Linked DNA regions of Homo sapiens: region 2 is linked to region 1. The links are chromatin contacts, found by Hi-C or POLR2A ChIA-PET in ENCODE. All regions are on one chromosome and are shown on one strand. The core of a region is the stretch at or near the end of the contact, and the rest is flanking DNA. Distances in the headings are between cores, read along the strand shown. Region 1 has its middle 340 kb from the start of MIR5702. Region 2 has its middle 310 kb from the start of MIR5702.

Region 1 (2,700 bases), core at 70-2,569:
AGATACAGGGCCATTTTGAGGATGAAATAAGCAGTAGTTTTTGTGGACTGCATATGGGATGCAGGAGAGGGAGGAGTCAGGAATGAAACCTAGGTTTCTGTACATTTGTTTACGAGTAGGAGTCTGGGGGGACCACACACAGGACCCTTCTGTGAGAAGGCCATCCAGGAAGTTGGGGAAGGGTGGATGGGTCCTGATACGGAGCTGAAGGGTGAGAGGACAGCTATCAAGCCCCTGCAAGGATTGGCAAGAGCCAGACAGCACCTCAGTTTAAGCACCAGTGGAACATCCAGCAGGTTATCAAGACAATGTGTCAGGCTCCTCAGAGCAAAGGGAGGGCCGAAAGAATCACATCAAAGTCCTGCTCCTCAAATGGGAACCCAAAGCCATGATAGCATTTGCCACCATAGAAACAGGGTTCAGTGTGGTGATGAGTCCTGCTCTGTGAACCTCCGTCTAGCCTCAGCCTACATATCCAGCATGGAGTGGGGCAGATCTACAAGGAGGAAAGAACTTCTGTGAAGAGAGGCATTGCCTAGGGGTGAGGGACTTTGCAGGCCCCCAGACCTCTAGGGCAAGACCCCAGAACAGTACCTGGCACATAGTAGACACTCAATATCAGTTGAGGGAAAGAAGGAATGGATAAAAGATACTGAGCATTGATCCCCTCACCTGTGAAATCAGCCCAATAATATATCACTGATAGTCTGAAAAAGGCTAAAATTAGTTGGCAGTGTTGTCTGCAGGGCTGAGCTCATGAAAAGCACTAGAGAAGCTATAGCCATGAAGGGATGAAGGTCTGGGAAAAAATATACGTCATTTTTGTTTATTTATCTGCAGTGACCAGGACATTGCCTTTAATTAGCAATCTAATTATATATTGGGACATTAAAAATGTACAAATGGGGCATGAGGATTTTATTCCTTGTGGACAAGGCCACAAGTGTATTATTCACCACTGCATCTCAGGCAATGTAATCCACTGCATGTTTAACAAATAACTGACATAGAATTTATTTATTTAATTCCTCTCCTGCAGCCAACAGAGTATCTCTCTTCGGGAAGGTGACCTCTGTAGTTCTTTTCTTCCCCCCCACCCCTTGGCTGGGGTTGTTTTTCTCTCCAATTATAGTGAAAGTGGGTGGAAAGTATTGGTTCTCTCTGTCCCTGAAAGGAATTCACTTACTTCACTGTCATGGTCCACAGTGACCAAGCTTTGCCTCATAAGCACCACAGCTTCCCCCAAGCCCTGGGAATGAATGAATTACCCTTGGGGTGGGTTGTGCAAGAAGAAAAGCCTGCCTGTTCCAGGAATAGCCTCCACATCCAGGAGAAGTGACAGCACCTGTTGGTGACTCTCAGAGAGTTGGCTGGGATGGCAAGGCAGACTGAGAGGCACAAATTCTGAGGCTGGTTTTTGAGCCTGTTAAGCTCCTGAAGGGGAAGCCCAGTGGATGGAACTGGCTATGATTTGTTGCTGCCTGGTTGGAATATGAGTTGGGCTCCCTGGAAGCTGCAACCCTGCTTAATTTACCTGTCAGATAGCCTGATGAATTTGCCCATAGAGTTTTTAAATAGAAGATAAAGCCCTTCACTCTGTAAGGCTTTCCTCTTCAGTGGGGAACATAGCCATCACTTGCGTGGATCGATGTGGCTAATTCAGGGCTCTTCAGCCCCACCCTGTTGAGTACTCTACCTCAGCTCTGTAAATATAATTCTTTGGAATGGAATTCAAAAGATTGCCCATTGTGTGCTCAGTTTATTTTCCAGTGAAGGCTCCAAGAAGCCAGGTCACCAGTCGCCGCTAGCTGGTGCTCTGCTAGCGTGCCCCGTGGCAGTAGCTGAGTGCCATCCAATGAAAGTGGCTGGACTCAGGGACCCAGAGGAGCTCAGGGGGCAAGGAGAGCTCACACAGGTAGAGTGCTCAGCCCCACATCATGACTGTTCACTAATTTTCAGCCTTCTTTGGCCCACTTCCCTAAAAGTTCTATGCACCATTCCTGTCCTTTCATTAGAAAACATGTTTTTGGGATAGGGATTAAAAAAACAGACAATTCTTGGAGATACCTGGTCTCCTCTGTCCTTCCACATGAGAGATAAGGAAGAAGAAACATGGAATTCTAGGTTCAGGGCACCCATTAATCTGCAATACTTGGACTATGCCTTTCAACAAAAACTGAAGAATCTAATTTAAAGTCACTAATAAACACAAATAAGTCTGTTGGATTCATGATTCTATAGCAACTGTTAAGTACTAATGTAAATTTACATAACATCATCTTGATCTTTTCTTTGCCAGCAATAATGTATAATTCTATTCATCTCAACAAAGTGCATTGTATACAGAAATTTTCCCATTTAATAAAATATTAATTTTGCCTCTTTTAAAAACTGCTCATTTTTTTCAGTAACAAATGGATAATTCAGTTTCTTCTGGTGGAAAAAAATATTAAGAACAAAATACTTATGTTCATATGATCAGTGTGTAATTGTTTTTAACATCTATATTGATATAAAATAAATAATTTTAAGAAGGTAAAAAATACAAAGCACTTTTTAATCCTCTTTAAACAATACATAAGTAGGTTAAGGGGTTTCCTGAAAACAGTTTACATTTTAAAATTTTATAACAATTAAAAATATGCTCCAAAGCATAAACACATGTTCTTAATCAACATTCTTTTAATAATGAACTAAGAC
Region 2 (2,700 bases), core at 34-2,533, 33 kb after region 1:
TAGCCATTCTTTAGGGTCCATTTAGCTTCTGCAAGGGCCGGACTGTGAATGAAGTGGGAATATAATGGGGACCACCACCCTTGCATCTTCCAGGCTTTCAATGGTAGCATTAAGCTTTACCATTCCCCTGGGCTGCAATTTTGTTTTGATTCACTCTTTTGGTGGAGGATGGGACAAAAACAGCCCACACTCCTGCCACACTTGGACATTGGCTGAGAGCAGACCAGTGACAGCGTGGCCACTGAGTGAATAAGAAGAATCCAAATTGGTGGCAGGTGAGGGTGTCTGCCAGCTACTCATTGTAGCCTGAACTCTCAATGGAAGAACTGATCTACACACCTCTATGGTCACTACTGCTAGACCTATCTACATTTATACATCGATCTCTACATCTCCATTTATATCGAAATACGTCTATTTTACCATACTCAAGGTTTATCACAAGAATTCAAAGACATTTATTCATATTAGAAGATATTTTGGTGAAATTCACAAAATTACAAGGTATGGGTGGGGGGCATATAAGTAAACCAAAAAATGGAAACACTTTTTAAATTTCTTTGGTGCTTTTCTGTGTGTTTAAAATTTTCAACATGCAAATCTTTTGGGATTGCATTACAGATTCATAGTTATTTTCAAAGAGAATTAAGAAACTTATCTGCTGGTTTTTTGCATCTAGAAATAATGCTTTCAGAACATGCTGATAATCATATGCTTTGGCCAATCAGACCAATCAAGTGTCCCAGTTCTGTCCAGTTCTACCACATGCACAGTGACATGCCTGCCACTGGATTACTGTCATCTGCATTGCCTCTGTAGTATCCCACCCGTAAAGGATAATGTGCAACTTTTCCAAGGGACTCAGCATGGTCTCTTTCCCTTGGAGCAACAACAGAAAGAGGCATGATAGATAGTATCAAGAAATAGTTACCTACTTTGAATAATCAAGGACTTTATAACCTGAAAGAATATTGCCTTCACATAGACAGTAAGATTTAATTCAGTGTTTTGGAGCCCAGCAAACAAGTTCCCTGAGAGAACGCTTTCTTTAAACACAGCAACTCAGGCAACTTGCACATATATGAACCAAGAAGGCCTGGAACATTCAACAAGCTGGGTACAAGAGGAGCCACAAGAGCAAACTAAGCACACTTAAAAATAACAATACGGATAAGAAGGATAATAATTATAATCTCTCTGGTGAGATAGAAGATCACTGTGACCACCAGACACAATGCCAAATATCCTGTTGGCAGGGTGCTTCCTTGGCCCTTGTGCATTTGTGAGCCCAGAGCCAGGCTGCAGGCAGGCACCAGCCCCAGCTTTCACTTGCTCACCATCAAGTGACTGCCATGAGCTCAGGTTACAAATTTGTTTATATTTAGATGAACAGGTGTGTGGCTCAGTTCTAAATCAAGGCCGTGTCCTGCAGTTGTCATCTTAATGTGCTTCATATAGCTGGAATGATTTAACGTGGAAAAGGGCGACACTCCTACCCTGACTTACGCTTAGGGCTGCACCCAGCTTGTGGAAATTTTGTCATAAATTCTGTTCGAGATTCTGTGCATCATTCCCTCTTTGCATAAATCTGCAAAGGTTTTTTGTACTGGTTGGTGGTTTCCTGCAGGAAAAGGAATGAGAAGCCCAGGTTTCTAATGTGGCTTCATTACAAGAGCAGGTTACCTCTTCCCTCTTACCTTTGCAACCTGGGGATATTTTAAAATTGCCGATTTCCAGTTGGCCCCTCATGAATACACCAAGATTGTTGTGAAACTCAAATGATACCATTTAGGTGACTGTGCTTCATAAACACTAAAGTAGTCCACAAATGCAAAATCATATGATGCATATAAAAGAGCTTTATGAAGCTAAATACACTCTACAGATGCAAACTAGTACAGTGGATGAAAGTGTCCTGCAAGCAACGTTATAAATGTCAGAAACACGAGGGAATTCAAGACCAGGAGTTCTCAAAGATAGTGGCTTTTCAGTCAGCTTCTTCAATTGTCATTTTATTAAGAATGCTGATGAAAATATAACATATAAGGAAGTGGAAACACTGGTTACACTGTAATTATTCTGTTAAGTATTTGAGCTCTGGTACTTACACAGGTTTTCATTCTAAGAATTCCACATACCGGGTGACAGAGATAGGCTGTGTATCATTCTGTAACAACCCTAAAAGAAGTAGCTACAAAGTGGGAGGCTTTTCAATGAGGGAAGGAAAATAAAATTTTGTTCCCATTCAGATTTCACTTCTGTTTATATTATCATAAGGATCATTATGTGTTATTAAAAGTGATATAAGTATTTCATACAAGAAATAATTCTGACTTTTTATAAAGTAGCTTCATCATAGGTATCTCTTAATAAAAAGTTTCCTGTCTACCAAGTGACTCCTTTTGCCCATATTCTAGTGGACCTTCCACTAAATAAGTGAACAAATGCACAAGGATATTGGCCTTCCCAAGCATGCATGACACCATGGGCCTTGGAATGCACTTGAGTTTTTCTTGGTCATTCTATCCTCACTTATGTTTAAAGTCTCCTTAATTGCTCTGAAATACAGGCAAGTAGAGACAGATGTGTCACTACAGATATGCTTACCTAACAGACACAGGATTCCCAGCCTCAGAAAATCCCTGGGAGGGCCTCTAGTTCTCCCCTTCCCCCACAACAGGAAATCTCCCTGCAACTGCC

What was found. A loop is a pair of places that touch in the nucleus more often than their neighbours do. ChIA-PET counts read pairs that join two places held with the same protein, here RNA polymerase II (POLR2A). Pooled maps may share reads with other maps.
Region 2: a map of gastrocnemius medialis shows a loop between it and region 1 (8-fold over the local background). The contact joins two enhancer-like sites. A Hi-C loop is called at or near these places in 2 of 168 maps with a recorded cell type or tissue (CD8-positive, alpha-beta T cell and gastrocnemius medialis) and 1 of 50 pooled maps. POLR2A ChIA-PET finds 5 or more read pairs at or near these places in 4 of 52 experiments (B cell, BJ, GM12878 and 1 more).

What each region holds. Positions count from the first base shown.
Region 1 is chr2:226,318,957-226,321,656 of GRCh38, forward strand. No RefSeq gene overlaps it. Among named protein-coding and RNA genes, the nearest start is that of MIR5702, 340 kb to the right of the region's middle. Within about 2 kb of position 1,320, at least 3 of the 41 ENCODE cell types and tissues checked have a DNase peak (open chromatin) inside an H3K27ac peak, as active enhancers do; they include gastrocnemius medialis, where a contact is called at or near this core.
Region 2 is chr2:226,352,033-226,354,732 of GRCh38, forward strand. No RefSeq gene overlaps it. Among named protein-coding and RNA genes, the nearest start is that of MIR5702, 310 kb to the right of the region's middle. Within about 2 kb of position 1,284, at least 2 of the 41 ENCODE cell types and tissues checked have a DNase peak (open chromatin) inside an H3K27ac peak, as active enhancers do; they include gastrocnemius medialis, where a contact is called at or near this core.